Regions from separate parts of the Homo sapiens genome. Here region 2 is linked to region 1. A link is a loop called in an ENCODE intact Hi-C map of the cell type or tissue named here. Cell type or tissue: endothelial cell of umbilical vein. All regions are shown on one strand. Each heading gives the region's core, and the rest is flanking DNA. Links, peaks and the distances in the headings are about the cores only.

The links. A loop is a pair of places that touch in the nucleus more often than their neighbours do. Peaks named below come from ENCODE experiments on the same cell type or tissue, not always from the same donor. Only the 100,000 strongest peaks of a DNase experiment are listed, where the experiment ranks them.
Region 2: a loop joins it to region 1, with 6 times the contacts of the local background. A loop is called at or near these places in 3 of 110 quality-filtered maps.

Annotation. Positions count from the first base shown.
Region 1 is chr6:21,930,147-21,939,966 of GRCh38, forward strand. The region is part of intron 5 of CASC15 (cancer susceptibility 15); the gene reads left to right. Among named protein-coding and RNA genes, the nearest start is that of NBAT1, 210 kb to the right of the region's middle. In endothelial cell of umbilical vein, for the core only: a CTCF peak has its summit at 5,612 (motif pointing left); a DNase peak (open chromatin) is centred at 3,375; H3K27ac peaks cover 1,701 bases.
Region 2 is chr6:22,888,446-22,898,265 of GRCh38, forward strand. No RefSeq gene overlaps it. Among named protein-coding and RNA genes, the nearest start is that of LINC03005, 180 kb to the left of the region's middle. RefSeq lists an enhancer at 8,134-8,736. In endothelial cell of umbilical vein, for the core only: no CTCF peak of the experiment used is centred there; a DNase peak (open chromatin) is centred at 4,166; H3K27ac peaks cover 1,741 bases.

The sequences.
Region 1 (9,820 bases), core at 966-8,965:
AACAGGGGAAAGGGACCCTATTAAAAATTGTAGTTTTAAGTGACTTATAAGCAACTAGTTAAGGAATAGTCATTTATTTAGTATGAGATTACAGTTGTAGAATATGGCTCAAAGGGTTCCTTAATGCTCCACACCAATATTGGCAGCACCACAGCGGGCACAAACTCAGCCTAGCTTCTGATTTCCAAATGACTTCAGTAGTTCCATAGACTTAATTCTCTCCTGATTTTTAATACACAATGGACTTAATTACATATAATTTTCACAGTTTCAAATATAATACATATAAATGAAACTACTTTAGAAGTTTACCTATTGATTTTCAATTTCTAAATATTTGGAGACTTTCCTATTATTGACTTCTAATTTAATTGAATTATAACCTGAGAACATGCATTGTATGATCACAATCTTTTAAAATTAGTTGAGGTGTTTATTTTTTTTTCTCAAATGACTCAACCTATGATTTCTCTTGGTGTATGTTCCATTTACTCTGGAAAAGAATATGTATTTTGCTGGTGGTGTTGGGTGGAATGTTCAACTAGATTCAATTGGTTAACATGACATTCAGTGCTTGGCTATCCTTGTTGGTCTTCTGTCAACTAGTTCTATCTCTTACTGAGAATAGAGTCTTGAAGCCTACAATTATAACTGCAGATTTATCTATTCTTTTCTTTTCTTTTTTTTTTTGAGACGGAGTCTCACTGTGTCACCCTGGCTGGAGTGCAGTGGTATGATCTCGGCTCACTGCAACCGCTGCCTCCCAGGTTCAGGTGATTCTTGTGCCTCAGACTCTCAAGTAGCTGGGATTACAGACACGTGCCACCACGCTCGGCTAATTTTTTTGTATTTTAGTAGAGATGGGGATTCACCATGTTGGCCAGGTTTGTCTCAAACTCCTGACCTCAGGTGATCCACCTGTTTTGGCCTCCCAAAGTGCGGGGAGTATAGATGTGAAGCATCACTCCCAGTCAGATTTATCTATTCTTAAAAAAATTTTTTTAATCAGTTTTATTTGACGTATTTTAAGCTCTGTTGTTAGGTGCATATACATATATAATTGTTGTATCTTCTTGGTGAATCAGTTATTTTATTATCATGTTGTATCTCTTTGTTTTTTGTTTATTTTGAGACAGAGTCCTGCTGTGTTGCCCAGGCTGGAGTGCAGTGGCTTGAATCTCAGCTCACTGCAACCTCCACCTCCTTGGTTCAAGCTATTCTCTTGCCACAGCCTCCTGAGTAGCTGGAATTACAGGCGCCCACCACCATGCCTGGCTAATCTTTTTGTATTTTTAGTAGAGATGGAGTTTCGCCATGTTGGCCAGGCTGGTCTTGAACTCCTGACCTCAGGTGACCCACCCACCTTGGCCTCCCAAAGTGCAGGGATTACAGGCGTGAACCATCATGGCCGGCCGAGATTCTGTGAACTTTTTACCTAATTTCCCCTGATGGTAACATCTTACACAATAGAGTATAATATCACAACCAGGAAATTAACATTGATATAACTCATGGATATTATTCAGATTTCCTCAGTTTTACATACACTGTGTGTGTGTATGTATTTAAATGTGATTTTATCACACATGTAGTTTTGTGTATCTAAAACCAAGGTCAAAATACAGCACAATTCTATTACCACAGGCATTTCTCATGTTGCCCTTTTATAACCACAGTCATTCCCCTGCCTCCAGTCCCTGCCCTCTAGCAACCACTAATCTGTTCTTCAATTGTGTAATTTTGCCATTTCAAGAATGTTATATAAATGGAGTCACACAGCATGTAACTTGTTGGGATTGGCCTTTTTTCACTCAGTATAATTCCATAGTGATTGATCCAACTTGTTGTGTATATCAGTTTTATTGCTGAGTAGTATCCCAATGTTTAGCTTTAAAGGGAACTTCCTAAATGTTTTCCAGAGTGGCTATATCATTTTATATTCCACCAGCAGTGTACAAGCAATACAGTTTTTCTGCACTTTTACCGGAATTAGGTTTTGTCACTCTTATGTGTTAACCATCCTGATAGGTATGTTGTAACATCTCATTGTGGTGTAATTTGCATTTCTTTGATGGCTAATGATGTTGAACATTTTTGCTGGCCGGGTGGCTCGCATCTGTAATCCCAGCACTTTGGGAGGCTGAGGCAGGCAGATCACAAAGTCAGGAGTTCGAGACCAGCCTGGCCAACATAGTGAAACCCCGTGTCTACTAAAAATACAAAAAATTAGCTGGGCGTGGTGGTAGGCACCTGTAATCCCAGCTACTTGGGAGGCTGAGGCAGGAGAATTGCTTGAACCTGGGAGGCAGAGGTTGCAGTGAGCCAAGATCATGCCATTGCACTCCAGCCCGGGCAACAGTGCTTGACTCCATCTCAAAAAAAAAAAAAAAAAAAAAAAAATTTTGCATGTACTTATTTGCCATCTGCGTATCCTCTTTGGTGAAATGTCTGTTCATGTCTTTTGCCTTTTTTCTGATATCGTTTGCTTTTCTAGATTTCTAATTTTTGTTTGCCTTATACTTTTTGTAGTTTACTTTTAACCTACCTATATAAATATATTTGAAGTCAATTTCTTATAAATAGACTATATTGAGTCATAGTTTTTAGTCCAATATGACAATCTCTGACTTTTAATTGTGTTTTAGACCATGTGCATTTATTGTAATTATTGATACATTTGGATTTAGATCTACCATTTCATTATTTCTTGTTTGTTTCTCTTTTTTTTTTTTTTTTTTTTTTTGAGATAGCATGTCGCCTTGTCACCCAGGCTGACAGTGCGGTAGCATGATCAGGGCTTACTGCAGCCTTGACCTCCTGGGCTCAAGCAATCCTTCTACCTCAACCTCCCGAGTAGCTGGAACTACAGGCGTGTACCACCATACTTGGCTAACTTTTAATCTTTTGTAGAGATGGAGTCTCCCTATTTGCCCTGGCTGGTCTCAAGCTCCTGGGCTCAAGCGGCCTCCCAAAGTATTGGGATTATAGACGTGAGCCACCACATCTGGCTTGTTTCTCTTTTTTATTGTTGTTTTCTTTTTTTACTTCTGACTTTTTTTTATATTTGAGCATTTTTAGTATGGCCTGTTAATTTATTATGATTTTGACGATATCTCTTTGTATAGCTTTTTTAGTGGTTGCTCCATGGATTACAAAATACATATTTAACTGTTTAACATCTACTTATAGTTAGTATTTTATTACTTTCTTGGGGATGTAATACACTTACCATCTTATAAGTTCCTTTCCACTCCCTCTTTTACATCTTTATTGTCTATGTGTAACATCTGCATACATTGAAAATCTCATTAGGTACTTTTTGCTTTTGACTATCAAACACAATGTAAAGAGTTGAAGAGTAATATATTTTATTCAGATACTCATCATTTCTGTCACTCTTCCTTTGTTCCTGTTACTCATGTTTCCTTCTATTGTCATTTTCCTTCTGTCTGAAGAACTTCCTTTAGTAATTCTTTTAGAGCAAGTTTGCTGACTATACAGTGTGAAAGTTTCCCTTAATCCACAAATGCCTTTATTTTATCATTATTCCTGATAGATGCTTTCACTGGATACAAAATCTAGGATGACAGTTCATTACTTTATTTTATTATTATTATTATTATTATTATTATTATTTTGAGACGGAATCTTGCTCTCTCTCCCAGGCTGGAGTGCAGTGGCGCGATCTTGGCTCACTGCAAGCTCCGTCTCCCGGGTTCAGGCCATTCTCTTGCCTCAGCCTCCAGAGTAGCTAGGACTACAGGCACCTGCCACCACGCCCGGCTAATTTTTTAATATTTTTAGTAGAGATGGAGTTTCACCTTGTTAGCCAGGATGGTCTCCATCTCCTGCCCACTTCGGCCTCCCAGAGTGCTGGGATTACAGGTGTGAGCCACCGCACCTGGCCAACAGTTCATTATTTTAGATTGACAAGTATTTACTTTAAAAGATGACAGTTCTTTAAAAGTTTTTTGCTACTTCCTTCTGGTCTTGATAGTTTATGTTAAAGATCCATAATCATTCTAATCATTGTTTTCTAATCAATGTTACTTTGATGTAATGTATCTGTCATTCTACTCTGCTTTGAAGATCATTTTCTGTCTTGAGTTTTTTAAAATATTGTGGTAATTTTACCATTTTAACCATTTTACAATGTGTAATTCAGTGGTGTTAATTACATTCACAATGTTGTGTAACTATCAGCATTCTCTGGTTTTAGAATATTTTCATCACCCAAAACAGAATGTCCTTAGTTTTTAGCAGTTTATCTTAGCATGAATTTGTTTGAATTTACGCTATTTAGGATTTGCATAGATTCTTGAAACTGTAGGTTTATCTTCGCAATACCTGGCAAATTTTCCACTCCTACTTCTTTTTTTTTTTTTTTTTTTTTTTTAAGACAGAGTTTTGCCCTGTCACCCAGGCTGGAGTGCAGTGGCGCAATCTCGACCCACTTCAACCTCCGCCTCCCGGGTTCAAGCAATTTTCCTGCCTCAGCCTCCCGAGTAGCTGGGATTACAGGCATGCGCCACCACACCCAGCTAATTTTGTGGGTTTTTCTTTTTTTTTTTTTGAGATGGAGTCTCGCTCTGTCACCCAGGCTGGAGTGCAGTGGTGCGATCTCTGCTCACTGCAACCTCCGCCTCCCAGGTTCAAGCGATTCTACTGCCTCAGCCTCTGAAGTAGCTGGGATTACAGGCATGCGCCACTATGCCCAGCTAATGTTTGTGTTTTTAGTAGAGATGGGGTTTCACCATATTGGCCAGACTGGTCTCGAACTCCTGACCTCAGGTGCTTCACCTGCCTCAGCTTCCCAGACTGCTGGGATTGCAGGTGTGAGCTACTGCACCCGGCCTCTTACTTCTTTAAACATAATTCTAGCACGCATTATTGCCCATCTCCTTTAGGGACTTCAAGGACCTGAATGTTAGACCTTCAGTTATTCAGTCATATATTTCTGAAGTTCTGCTCATATAATTCTTAACCTGTTTCTTCCTGTTATTCAGAGTAGGTAATGTCTATTGATTTATCTTCAAGTCCAATAACCTTTTCCCCTGTCATCTCCACTCTGCTTTTGAGTTCATCCAGTGAATTTAAAATTTTGATTTTCATTTCCAGTTCTAAGATTTCCATTCATTTCTTTTTTGTATTTTCTATTTCATTGCTAAGACTTTATTTTAACATTTGTTTCAAGAGTGTTTATGATTGCTCATTCAAACATAAAAGAAGTGCTCTATCATATAGTAGCTGCCTTAAAGTCTTTTTCACATAACTTCAGCATCTGTATTATGTTGCATTGATATGTGTATCTTTTTCTGTGTGAGTTGAAATTTTCATGGTTGTTGGTATGAGTTGAAATTCTCATGGTTCTTGGTATGTTGAGTAATTTTGGAGTCTCTCCTAGATATTTTGATGATTATGTTATGAGTCTCTGGGTTGTGTTTAATCCCATGGAAATTTTTTTTTTTTTTTTTCTCTAAGCAGGCAATTGATCTGGTTAGGTTCAGGCTCCAAGTTCCAACCTAACTTCAGGGGGTTGGATACTCAAGGGAGTATCAGTTTACTTTTCAAAGTCCTTGAAGTACTCTTCGGTTCTAGTCTGTGAGTGTGCCACCTTGTGGTCAGTCTGTGACCTGTGCAGTGCGTCTATCTGTTAGTTCCATTCTCTGAGCCTTTGGTATGCTAATTACAATTGATGCAAACATTTAAGGGTTGGTGATGATCCCTGGAATTCATGAGCAACTCTATGGTGTCACTTTCCTGAACTACTCCTCTGTATTCTCCTTGGAACTTTTTAGCTCCTTAGGGCTCCCCCTTTCAGTCTTTTAGGAGCTACTGTGAACTTCCTTATTTGGGACTTTCTCTGGGCCCAAGCAAGAGAAGGATGGTGAGAGTTAAAAAAGCAATAGAGGTCGGCCTCATCACACCTCCACTAAATGGAGAGAAAGGTTCCCCTCCCTCAGTTTTCCTTCTTGCTGACCGCTTTACTGGTCATTGCCCTCACTGTCCTGGAATTGCCTGGAAGCAACCTCATGAATGACAGACACAAAAGAGCAGAAACAACAGAGAACAAAGTCAAGGATTTCACACCGTCCATGAGTGTTAGGAGCCCTCTTGTTTGTCCATGAGCCATAACTAGAGGGCTTCTGGAGCATTCTCCTTCACTGCAGCAGTGCTCATTTCTAGGTTTCCAGCTTGATTAAGTTCAGGCCTGAGGCTACTAGGAGAAAATAAATGGTAAACCCACTAGTAGTTTGATTGCAACTTTGATTCCAGTGGTCTTCCATGATTTCCCTGATGCTATTCACTTTCTAGAATTTTTTCCAGTAGTTGCTTTATATCTGTTCAGGTTGTATGCTTCTGTTCAGTGGGAGAAATGAGTGAAGTGTTTTTATGCCATTTCACCCAGAACCAGAAGTCTGACCTAATCCATATTGATTTTGTACATAGGAGGTGGCCGCTGTTCCTTTCCACGTTAAAGCAGTCGTGCATGTAAATTCTGGGGACTATAGTCACTTCTACATTGTACATGAGTCCTGTGAGGCTTTAGGTAGTCTGAATTATCATGTAATATAATTAGGTTATATGTATATGGAATTATGATGGGAATCTAGGTAAGGAGACAAAAAATTAAGACGGCATATGAGGCCAGGTAAGGTGGCTGATGCCTGTAATCCCAGCACTTTGGGAGACCAAAGCAGGAGGGTTGTTTGAGTCCAGGAGTTTGAGACCAGCCTGGGCAACATAGTGAGATACTGTGTCTACAAAAAAATACAAAACTTAGCCTGGCGTGGTGGTGCACACCTGTAGTCCCAGTCCCAGCTACTCTGGAGGCCAAGATGGGAAGATGCAGTGGGTCATGATTACACCACTGTATTGCAGCCTTGGTGAAAGAGGGAGACCTTGTCTTAAAAAAAAAGAAAAGAAAAAGAAGGCATACAATATGTATGTATAGATTTGCGTGCACACACATAATGATACTTTTGATAAGCTTAATTAATAACAGGCTAAGCCTCCAGTGATTATATTATTGTCCTCAAGGAGCATCCCTCTACTTAATATGTCATTACTATTCTAAAGGATAAACATATCTAATTCAAGAGAATATTAATCTTTGTCAAATGTTTGATATAAAAACATTAATTTTCCTGTATCATCATTCTCCATATTTTTGGCAATTAAGAGAGAAAGCTCATAATGATGGTCAAAAAATAGCTTTAAAAAGTTGGTGGTAGAGTTAGAAGACTATGTTTTGTACACTAGGATTTAGCCTTTTTCCAAAAGAGACCAGAAGAAGAGATTCTGCCATTTCCTGACTGAGTCATGGGTCACTCGAAGAAACTGAACCTATTTATCTATTAATATTTCAAGCAGGGTAGGAGTCAATACAGGGAATTAGGTTGTAACTGTTAAAAGGACTAGAGCAGCAAATGAATGGTGGAGGTGTCGGTGTTTCCTAGACCAGTAACTGCAGGAAACTATTACTTCTAATGCCAGAGTATGTCTTCGTCGCCCCACCACGGCCTACTCAGTCACTACAGGAGACCAGCGCCTAGAGCTTGTGTTACAAGACTCTGTACAAATCTGCTGCTGCTATTGCTGCCAGAGTCAAAGACAAATGGATTCTGCCATCTTCCAGTTTTGTATAAGTGCCTTTGAAAGAACCTAAACCTAGAACCTTGCTGGCCAAGGAATCTGAGAAATATAGTTTCCAGACTTAGAACCCCTGTGATCGTGTTAGATCTTAGAGAAAAATAAGGATGGCTCTAATTAACATAAGTATTCATTGACATCTTTGTATTTGGTTTACATAATATTGTGTGCTGTCTGATAGTGAAGACTCTAAGCTGCTTGAAGGTAGGAATAGGTCTCATATACTTTTATAATCCCACAAAGCGTAGCACAGTGCCTTATGCTTGTGCAGTTTTCTTCTACATAATTATTTCATATAACTGTAACCCAAACACTAAGCATGCCTTCAAATGAAAGATCAATCTTCTTTATCACTGGTCAGTTCCAGAGCCATCAATTAAAGAATCTGAGGCCTTCTTCTCATTAGTCCCTGAGGCAAAAGTCAAGGAAACTTAAGACTGTATTCCGTAGGATTCCTGAGCTAGGTCATCAGTATATTACATTTTTCTACTTAAAGAATAGTATTAGATTTCTTACAAGATGAGGGCTTTGGAGGCATAAGTATATGCAGGTACGTCAATTAATAGTTGCCCAAGTGAGGCCGGGAACGGTGGCTCACGCCTGTAATCCCAGCACTTTGGGAGGCCGAGGCGGGCGGATCACGAGGTCAGGAGTTCGAGACCAGCCTGGCCAATATGATGACACCCCATCTCTACTAAAAATACAAAAATTAGCCGGGCGTGATGGCACACGCCTGTAGTGCCAGCTACTCTGGAGGCTGAGGCAGAAGAATCTCTTGAACCCAGGAGGCAGAGGTTGCAGTGAGCTGAGATCATGCCACTGCACTCCAGCCTGGGTGATAGAGTGAGACTCCGTCTCAAAACAGAAAAAGTAAAAAAAAAGTTGCCCAAGTGATTTCACACTTACTGTTTAGAGAACTGTTTTGTGGTGGTGTGGTGCATTCTGTGCTTGGTGAAACAGAGGAGAAATTTCTGACTCACCCTCCCAGATGTAGTGGAAAAAAAAAAGATCAAAACATTCTGTAATATTAAGTAATAATAATAACTTCTTATTTTTTCTAGTCTAACAAATGATGAAATTTTTTTTTGAGATGGAGTTTCACTCTTGTTGCCCAGGCTGGAGTTCAATGGTGCGAGCTCAGCTCACTGCAACCTCCGCCTCCTGGGTTCAAGGAATTCTCCTGTCTCAGCCTCCCGAGTAGCTGGGATTAGAGGCATGCACCACCACCCCCGGCTAATTTTGTATTTTTAGTAGAGATGGGGTTTCTCCATGTTGGTCAGGCTGGTCTTGAACTCCCGACCTCAGGTGATCGCCCGCCTTGGCTTCCCAAAGTGCTGGGATTATAGGTGTGAGCCACCATGTCCAGCCATGAAGACAATTTTTTAAGAGAAGCAAAAAAAAAAAAAAAAAAAAAGTTACATAAAACCCAGTTACTTGAATACTGTACTGAATGATTTTGGCATATTTCCAACTGGCTCACTTTCAGTCATTCCTTGTCTTTTTTTTGTGTGTGGGGGGATGGAGTTTTGCTGTGTTGCCCAGGCTGGAGTGCAATGGCGCGATCTCAGCTCACTGCAACCTCCACCTTCCAGGTTCAAGTTATTCTCCTGCCTCAGCCTCCCAAGTAGCCAGGATTACCGGCGCCCACCACTACGCCTGGCTAGTTTTTGTATTTTTACTAGAGACGAGGTTTTACTTATTGGCCAGGCTGGTCTGGAACTCAAGTTATCCACTGCCTCAGCCTACCAAAGTGCTGGGATTACAGGCGTGAGCCACCGTGCCCCCACCTGTTCTTTGTCTTTTGTGAGTGTTTTTGCATAGATCATTGGGTCATGAGTATACTTCTTTCTCTTTTTCTTTTTTTTTTTGAGATGGAGTTTTTGCTCTGTTCCCCAGTCTGCAGTGCAATGGCGTGATTTTGGCTCACTGCAACCTCCGCCTCCCAGGTTGTAGCAATTTCCTGCCTCAGCCTCCTGAGTAGCTGTGATTACAGGCACCTGCCACCATGCTGGACTAATTTTTCTATTTTTAGTAGAGATGGAGTTTCACCATGTTGGCCTGGCTGGTCTCGAACTCCTGATGACCTCAGGTGATCCACCCGCCTGGGCCTCCCAAAGTTCTAGGATTACAGATGTTAGCCACTGTACCTGGCCATGAGTATACTTTT
Region 2 (9,820 bases), core at 882-8,881, 960 kb after region 1:
AATTCTATTTAAAAAAAAAAGAAGAAAAAGAAAAGAAATAAATGAGAGTGATTAATGATCTCGTTGGACATGTATTTACCCTTCTACTTTGCAATGTGGGGAGGCAAAGATTAACAGCCTCCTTTAAGATTTCTCCAGCTAGATCAGTCTTGTGCTCTAGGAATTTCATAATTAAAACAATATATTTGTGGAAAGAGCTGTGACTAAGAATCAGCAGAGCTGTTTCACACCTGACTCTGACAGTTAAGTCTGTCAGGTCCTCTGGGTTTCGGCTGCCTCATGTGTAACAATGTTTCTGTTACCTCAGTTTCTCTGTGTGATTTGACTTTGGAAGGTTGAGGACAATATCTAAGAGATGCCACAGGGTTTTGTTCTGTTTATTTGCGGTGGTGTTTGCTTGTCTGTCTTTAAAGCTTTAGGTTTATGTCTATGTTAAAACTGGAATTTCCCAAACAAGCAAGGCAGAGAATGGCCAAATAATCACAAACTCATTGTAATCTTATGGTATCAGTACATCTTAAGGATATCCACTCACATACAGCTATTAGCAAGTTTCAATTCTGATTAAATTCCTCTTAATAGTTGAATGTAGTCAACTTTTTGTGTCTCAATTTTTTATTATTTTAATCTAATAGATTAAATCCTAGAAAACTTTGTTTTAAAATCAAGTATTTACTCTTAAATATGTTTTAATATTTATTAAATATAAAGTCTCACACAGAGCAATTGACTTTATTGAACAGACGTTTACAAGACTAATGGAAACTTCCTATTTGAATTATTCTATGAGATTGTCAGAATAGAATCAAATTGTACTAAACATTAAAATATTCCTCTTTCAAAACCTATGTAATTTTATCTTATCAGTCTATGCCTCAAGGATGTGATGAAGATATAGGGAATCAGAATGGAGGTATGAAAGTTGTGTGGAAAGGATACAGTGGTTTTCAAAATGTAAGGTATTAGTATGTAGTTGCTGCTATTTGAGAAGGATAATTTGACTGATTTCATATAAAATGTACGATAGTAGATGAATGAAGGTTTTAGCGTAATAATAAAGGTTTTAATCGTTTTTAATAAACATAGTTTATTATAGTAACCCTGTTAGGCATATTTTGGACATATTTTAGGATTTAGCCTTGCTTTGCTTTGGTACACTTCAAATACTAAGGTGTCTATCCTCATGTTGAATAAAGGCCAAGTGAATGGTGAGCCATTGGAAAAGCAGATGATTACGCTATTCTTTAGAAGTAGGAAATCTGGCATCAGCTGTCTAAATCGGTGTTTCGCAGAGTTAATTTCATATCACATTAATTCAAACAGGTTTTCTCAACTGTGGTACTCTTGATATTTTTGGCTGGGTAATTCTTGGTTGTATAGGGCCTGTCCTGTGCATTGTAGGATGTTTAGCATCCTGCTACTAGAGGTCAATAACACCTACCCATTTGTGGCAAGAAACAAAGGCATCCAGACATTGCCAAGTGCCCCCTGGAGAAAAAATTACCTTCAGTTAAGAATTACTTTTCTAATGTTTTATCCCCACTAAATGATTTTATGATGAAATTTATATGACAAATTCAGCAATAATATGACTCTCTCTTAAAGATTCACATTTAATATTGGCATGTTAAAGATTCTGAGAATCTTATTGCAAGGACACCGATTTACTCTTGTCTAATTTAACATTTCCCAAATATTTTGATGACAGGATTATCTATATCTTAGTAATAGCCATTTCAGATTTCTATACCATGTTACAAAACACACTGGAAAATTCTGGTGAAATTGAATATCTACACAAGCATTTGATTTACTTATAAGAAACGAGAGTTCTTATTAAATGTCTGACTTATTTCTGTATTTTTTTTTTCTTTAGAAGTAGTTTCACTCTTGTCGCCCAGGCTGGAGTGCAATGCTGCAGTCTCAGCTCACTGCAACCTCCGCCTCCTGGGTTCAAGCGATTCTCCTGCCTCAGCCTCCCAAGTAGCTGGGATTAGAGGTGCCCGTCACCCCACCCAGCTAATTTTCTGTTTTTAGTAAAGACGGGATTTCACCATGGTGGTCAGGCTGGTCTTGAACTCCTGACCTCAGGTGATCCAGCCACCTCAGCCTCCCAAAGAGCTGGGATTACAGGCGTGAGCCACCATGCCCGGACTATCTTTAAGTTCTAAAAAATAATTTAACTAATAATAGACACAACATCAACCATAGTAAGCTAATGAAATTGCCTTTTAGCTCATAACATAGTAGTTTACCAAATTACATGGCAGAGATTCATCATTCCCTTTTTGAGAGAAAAGTATTAGTAGTATTCTCACTTTTATGAGTCAAATAAATAGAGTAGAAAGCAGAAATCCAAATCATATTCTCAGGAGTCCACACTTTTGGTTGCCTGCTCACCTGTCATAGTATATCTTTTGGAAGTAGCCATCTCAGCATACTGTCGCAGGTACCAGCCATGCAATTAGGATGGGATCACATTCCCCTGCTGCATCTCCAGGGGCAATTGGCCTCATCCACTCAGCTCAAACCAATTCCATATTCACAATGACTGGCTCAGTGACAAACACTTAACCCAGGCCTAAACTGCTCAGTGCTTGGCATTTGGATAACTCTTTCCGGACTGCCCACTTGACCTAAGTTGGTCTGGTCAGATAGAGGCCTAGGACTTCAGTGCCATAGTTGGGGAAAGAAAAGCCCCTTGGTCAGGTCAAGCAAGTGGTCGGATGAGCAGATAGTTAGGTTAGCAGATAAGAGGCCTGTGACTGCTGCAACCTTTTGCTGCCAAATGGAAAAGTCACCTTCATGGGAAGCCAAAACATGGAAGAGGATGGAACCAGAGAATTCCAGAGTGAGAGATGTAGCATCCCAATCGAAATGCCTAAAGCCAGATCATTTTCAGTCGTCCAATAGCTCCTTTATTGTTTTGCCCACTTTGTGTTTAGGTTTCTGTCAATTACAGTGGAAACCATTCTTATCAATACACCCGAAAAGGAAATAGTAATAAATGCCATGTCATTTCAGAAATTAGTTATCACAATAGAAAACAAAATACTTGATTTAAAATTATTTTGCAAATTTCAAACCACATTATATTATTATTATTATGCCTAACTTACATCTTCCTAAGCTAGGTCACTGTTAATCACAAACTTCAAAATAGAAGAAAAAAATCAGGTAATATGGTTAGACACAATTAGTAAGGTAACTCCAAAGGAACGCCACAGACAACTTGCTATCTACTTGTCTAGCCATAGGTACTAGCTAGAAGTAAAAAAAACAAATATCTGGAGAGAATGGCCTAGGTGTAGCTTCCTAAGGAGAGAATAGTCAGGGTGAAAAAAGAACTTAGTATGTAACATGATAAAATGTTAACAAAAATAAGCTCTCAGTTGCCTTATTTTTGATAAATAAATGAATGATTCTGTTTAATTATTTAATTTATTGTGGAGAAGTTGGAACGAAGGAAATGATTAAAATCAGTCCAAATATTTGTCTAGTTTTTCCATGGATTCTTGCAAGCTTGTTTCTCCTTTTGATTCCATATCTAAGTTCTAGTTCTTGCAAGAGACACCTTTCTATACTATTCCTGCAGCTAATTATTATAATGCAACTCACTTTCGTCTTCTGAAGTCCAGACACGTTGAAAGTATTGGATAACAAAAGATACTTCTTTAAAGACTGTCACGTGATGGTGCCATTCTAAGAGGTGCCCAAGTTGTCACTGACTAACTCCAAAGGTGAGTTACTAACCCGTGCCTTGGAGGAGCTATGAAAGAATAGTTACTAGAAGCTACAAAAGACAAGAAAAGTGGGTTCTGAATAATTCTGAACATATCTTTAATGTCTTAGGAAGAAGCTTTTGTTTACAAGGGGAAAAAACCCCAAGTAAACAGGATCTAGTGACATGGCCACCTTCGATTAGAGTCTCTAAGAGAAAGGCCTTCCTAGACTCATAATACTCCTAGAGACCTCAACAGCAATACTTTGGGGGTCTTCATTGTACAGTCGGCTGTGTATGATGTGATTCAAATATTCCCCCAGGCCTGCTTTTAATGTCCAACGAAAAAAATAGTTTCCTTACTTTGTACTTAATTTTTTTTTTCTACCTAATGGCTCTGCTTACTCATAGTTTCTGTTACCTCATAACTTTGGCAAAGCCCATCATCATGTTTCCAGGCTGATTTCTACAACATTTAACTTTGGTTCCTCCTGCTAAATGACTCAGGCTCTTAGAATTTCCTAGTTCTGATTTTCAAGAGAATCTCACTTGCTGAGCTCATCTTTTGTAAGCCAGGCCATATCACAGTTTTCTCATCAGCTTTTGGATTGGCTGCCTTTGAGTCCAGTGTCTCATTCTTGGCCTAGGTGGGAATCACTAAGGAGGTGGAAACCTGTGCACTAAAATTATTATGAAGCAGTTTTTCCTGGTAAGGAACGTAGCCATGGTGAACAAGGTATGAAACATATCTAATAGAGCTTAACTCTTGCTAATTAGTAAAGCAAACTCCCTACATCCCATTCATCCAATTCAAAAGTTGTCCCCATCTGACACATTCCATCTATCACATGCATTGTAAATACATTGATACCTTAAGAATAGGATGCTTTTGTGTCAACTCCATCTAGTGCCTCCAGAAGAAATGACAAAAGGCCACATCAAAGACTATTTAATGATATTGGAATCCACTGGGCAATGGTCAAGACTATTGGTCTGGCGGTGGCTCACACCTGTAATCCCAGCACTTTGGGAGGCTGACGCGGGCAGATCACGAGGTCAGGAGATCAAGACCATCCTGGCTAACACGGTGAAACCCCGTCTCTACTAAAAAAAAAAATACAAAAAAATTAGCCGGGCGTAGTGGCGGGCGCCTGTAGTCCCAACTACTCGGGAGACTGAGGCAGAAGAATGGCGTGAACCAGGGAGGCGGAGATTGCAGTGAGCTGAGATCGTGCCACTGCACTCCAGCCTGGGCTACAGACCGAGACTCCGTCTCAAAAAAAAAACAAAAAAAACAAAAAAAACAAAAAAAAACCCAAAAAACTATTGGTCTGAAGCTAGGCTGTCTGGCTATGAAAGTTGGCTCCAATATATAATATCAGGGAAATTACCTTAACTTCTTTATTCCTCGGTCTCCTAGTCTGTAAAATGGGTATGTTCCTCAACTACCTTTTTTAGATTTTTGAGAGGATTAAGTGAATCTATGTATCTAAAGTGCTTAGAAGAATATTTGTCACATAGAAAACTAGCTGTTATTTTAAATAGTACCATTAAAGTATATTGGGTTTTTATTTATCTCCTCTTTGCAATCTGTAAAGTAAACAAACATTGCTAAACAATTGATATACAATAGTGGGAAATAACTAGAACTGTTATAACAACCAACTTTTGCAAAAGGGAAAAATGGGACACAAACCTTTATTTCTGTACCTGATGCCATGTACCATTCACTTGCTCTTGTCCTAAACATATATTTCATTTTCTGGAATAGTTCATTACCTTGTAACATATGGTTCTCATGGCTGGTACTAAAATGTCATTTATTTTGAGATGGTAGGATATTTAAGGGGATGAGTAATTTTAAGAGGATTAACTTGCCGCCTAACATTTTTTTTTTTACAGTGAAGAAAGTCATGATGCTCCCCTTCTCCAGAAAGCACAGAATATAACTTTATTAGCTGCAACATATAGCATGAAATATCAGAATTTCATTCCAGAAGCAAAGCCATTATAATGGCCTAAGTAATTCCAATTACCCCACCATTTCCACTAGCTTAAGCCCAATTCCTGGTACAAATTTGTTTTACTTGAAGTCTTTTTGTTTACTTAAATGTTTACCCAAAGTCTTTTTATAATTAAAAAGATTCTAACTCAAGTGGCCTTAATAAAAAGAGAGCTTCTCTTAAGAATATATGTGATCCAAATCTGGAATAAGAGTGTTGATGGGAATCAAAGAAGGTCTAGGAGCCAGTTCTTATCCATATCTCTCAGAGTAAATGAGACTCTGTATCTTAATGTCTTTTTTCCCTGAGTTTCTATATATTTTAGCTTTAGTTTGCCATATTCTCCACCTTAAAGCCCCTACACGACTTCATAGCTTCTCTCTCTGTGCCTCTTTTGACCTTCAGCAATGACTACTAATGGCTTGATTTTCTCTGTACTTCTCAATTAAAATCCCGGAGAAAGTGAGTGGTACCGGCCTAGCTTATTTTATTATAATTTCTTTACAGCTAGTACATTGACTACTGTTGGTCAATATCCATTTCTGCCTAATTTTTTGTATTTATTATTTTGTGCAAGCTATGTCTTCAGGGGTGGTGAGTAGGGATATTTCACTTAGAAGCTTATGCATGGGCAGAAAGTGTTTTTTGTTGTTATTGTTGTTGTTTTTTGAGACGGACTCTTCCTCTCGTTGCCCAGGCTGGAGTGCAATGGCGTGATCTGGGCTCACTGCAACCTCTGCCTCCCGGGTTCAAACGATTCTCCTGCCTCGGCCTCCCAAGTAGCTGGAACTACAGGCACCTGCCACCATGCCTGGCTAATTTTTTGTATTTTTAGTAGAGATGGGGTTTCACCATGTTGGCCAGGCTGCTCTTGAACTCCTGACCTCAGGTGATCCACCCACCTCAGCCTCCCAAAGTGTTAGGATTACAGGCTTGAGCCACCACGCCCAGTCAAAAGTGTTTTGAATAATAGGCTAATATAATAGCCTAAGAGAAAAGCACATTTTATTCCTCAGGGCATGATACTGACCAACAGATTTGGAGGACCATAAAGAAAACTTCATTTTCAGTGATGTCAATTTGGTAGCTTGAAATCACCCCAGTGGAAATATCTTCTCCTTGGGAAACCAGCAAACTCAACAAATCGGGGCTTCCCCACTCTGTGCCCCACCCTCACTCTTTCACTCTATAGCTGGTTCATCCACACACTACTGCCTCTTACCTTTCAATGACCTTGGCCATGCACCAATACCTGAGTCTATTGCTGTGATGGGAGAGTGGATTAAACAGGTTGCACAGGCCTGAGTAGCTCATTCATTACAGCTTTCCAATACAGCTTTTTCCATACATTTATTACATATGAGACAAATCAGAATGTACAAGCTTTTTAAATTCTTCTCTAGACTGTTAATTCTTACAAAATAAGAATGGCACTCTGAATTTTATTACCGTTATTGAATATAATTCAGCGTTAATAATAAATAGAGCACTCAATCTTATAATTATTTAGAAATTACCCCAAATGCTCCAAAATTAGGTTGTGTGTTTGTGTCTGTGTGCATATTTAACTAAAAAGCAAATATGATAGCATTCAGCAGTTGTAGCTTATTCATATCTGTACAATAAGGCCCTGTTGGTTTGCCCCAAATCATGTGAGCTCCTTTAAAAACACTCTTGTTAAAGTGAGCATAATATGGAGAGACTCAGCAACACTCGCTTATACATCTCTTACAGATACCTGTGTAATCATCAGAAGGTCAGCCTGACCATAGAAATCATTCCTCCTTAGTAGAATAAAGCCTAAATTTAAATGATACAAAACCTTGACATTTTTTATTTGTCCTAGCTGATGCTAAATGTTGACAAGATTCACAGAAGTTCCAAGGCTTCATATGTGATACAATCATTTGATTTCTCCTACTTTATGTTTTAATGAAGCATTTACAGTACATAAAGAAAACAGTTGGCTTTGTCTTAGATTTGCCCCTCATCCAGGGGATTTTTATTTCTAATATATTCCACGTCTTTGGACTCTCCTTCACCAGAAATAAGAATTTGTCCTTTTGAGGTATGGCAGCATCAGAGACAGATGGAAATAAAGATGCAGAAAAAAAACTTGGTTTTGTTCTACACACCTGACCCTCAACTGTACCCAAACAAGACTTGGATTTCCCTACTCCATTTTTGTATCGTATGTCTCAATAAAAGTGGTAAATATGAAAATAAAGATAGCCCCGGTGAATTAAAGACATTACCTAATCATCCAATGCCAATCCTTCCTCTTTGACTACGTATCAAGACTACTTTATAGGAAAAGTGATGAAGATATCCAGCATAATTATTAATAAAAATACATCCACACTAAAGAGATTGAAGATCAGAAAATTAAAGGTGCACCCACTCAGGCTGTATTGAGAACAGCTGGCATGGGAATACAGTCACAGTGACCTTGTCACTCTCTCTGCTGAATTGACTTCGGTATCATTCTTTTCATCCCCATATAGGAAGGAGAAAGCCACCTCCTGCGGATGTGCAGACTTACATGAGGTCTCCCTCCCTTGCTCAAAAGAAAGGTCACGAAAGCTGCATACTGATCACATTCTAAACCTTTTTGCCCAGGCCCCAGTGGAAGCCTGGATTAATGAGCCTGATAAACTCTGATTTACCCTTTAGGATAGCTCGAGAAAAAGACCCCACGGTGATCATTCAAGGTCAATAGGACAGGCCATCACCAAGTAGCAGCTCTCTTAACTTGCTATTGTTCCAAATGCCTTTGAATCACAATAGGCAATGGCAAATGTGCAAACCTTTCTTTCTTTCCCTTTCCTTGGGTGAGAAGGAGACACAGTCAAAGGTCAAAATTTCCAGGATGAAGTGATATGTCAAAGGTTACTAGAATGTTATATTTATCAAAATTGTTATTGATAAAATATTTTTTGTTCATAATCTTATTGTGATGATTTTACATTCAGATGACTCATTTATGTTGCACTGGCATCTCTAATATTTCCTTTTAGTTTTTCAACTTAGGGTGAAAATGGCAATTGGCTATAAAATATTTAAAGCATTTGTGAAAAAAATCCCATTTTGACAGAAATGCAAGCAGTAGATAGATGTACATTGTTTAATATATGACATCTAAATACTCATTGGATTAAGGAATATAAAAATGAGTTATAAATAGTTTAGTTATATTTCTGAATCATCCAGATGGCATAAAAGGATGTTGCTTGAGCTTTGATGAACCTGCAAGCATTTGATCCCCATATAGGAAGGAGAAAATCACCTGTGGAGGTGGAGACTTACATGAGGTCTCCCTCCCTTGCTAAAATCCTTGCTCAAAAGAAAGATCATATAAACTACATACTGATCACACTCTAAACCTTTTTGCCCAGGCCTCAGTGGAAGCATTTCTACCCTCAAGCATTTTATTTCAATTCCAGCATAATTTTCTACATATGTTTCTACCTTGTAGGACCTTAGTCACCTGCAATACAGCCAGTCGGTGGTAGGCCAGATAATGACCCCTAAAGATGTCCATGTGCTAGTCCCCAGAATCTGTGACTCTGTTGCCTTACATGGCAAAGGGGATGCTTTTCCATGTAAGGCAAAGCATCACATGCTGTGATTAAGTTATGGATCTTAAAATGGACAGGGGGTGATCCTGGATTATCAAAATTGGTCGGGGGGGGGCTTGGATTGGGCCCCTGGTGGGCCCAATATAATCAAAAAGGTATTATAAATCTAAAAAGGAAGCAGAAGAGTCAGAGGAGGAAGGGCAGATGTGACAATAGAAGAAAAGTTAGGAGCGATGCCAATGCTGGTTTTCAAGATGGTGCCAAAGAATATGGGCAGCCCCTAGAAGCTGGGAAAGTCAAGACAAGGAATTTCCCTCTGGAGCCTCCAGAAGGAATGCAGCCTTGTCCACACCTTGATTGGAGCCCTGTGAGACCCATTTAGGACTTCTAACCCCCAGAACTGTAAGTTAAAGTATTTGCATTCTTTGAATTCACTGAACTTGTAATAATCTGGTACAATGACAATAGGAAACAAATACATGATCTAATAACTTTATTATATAATTATAAAGAATCTT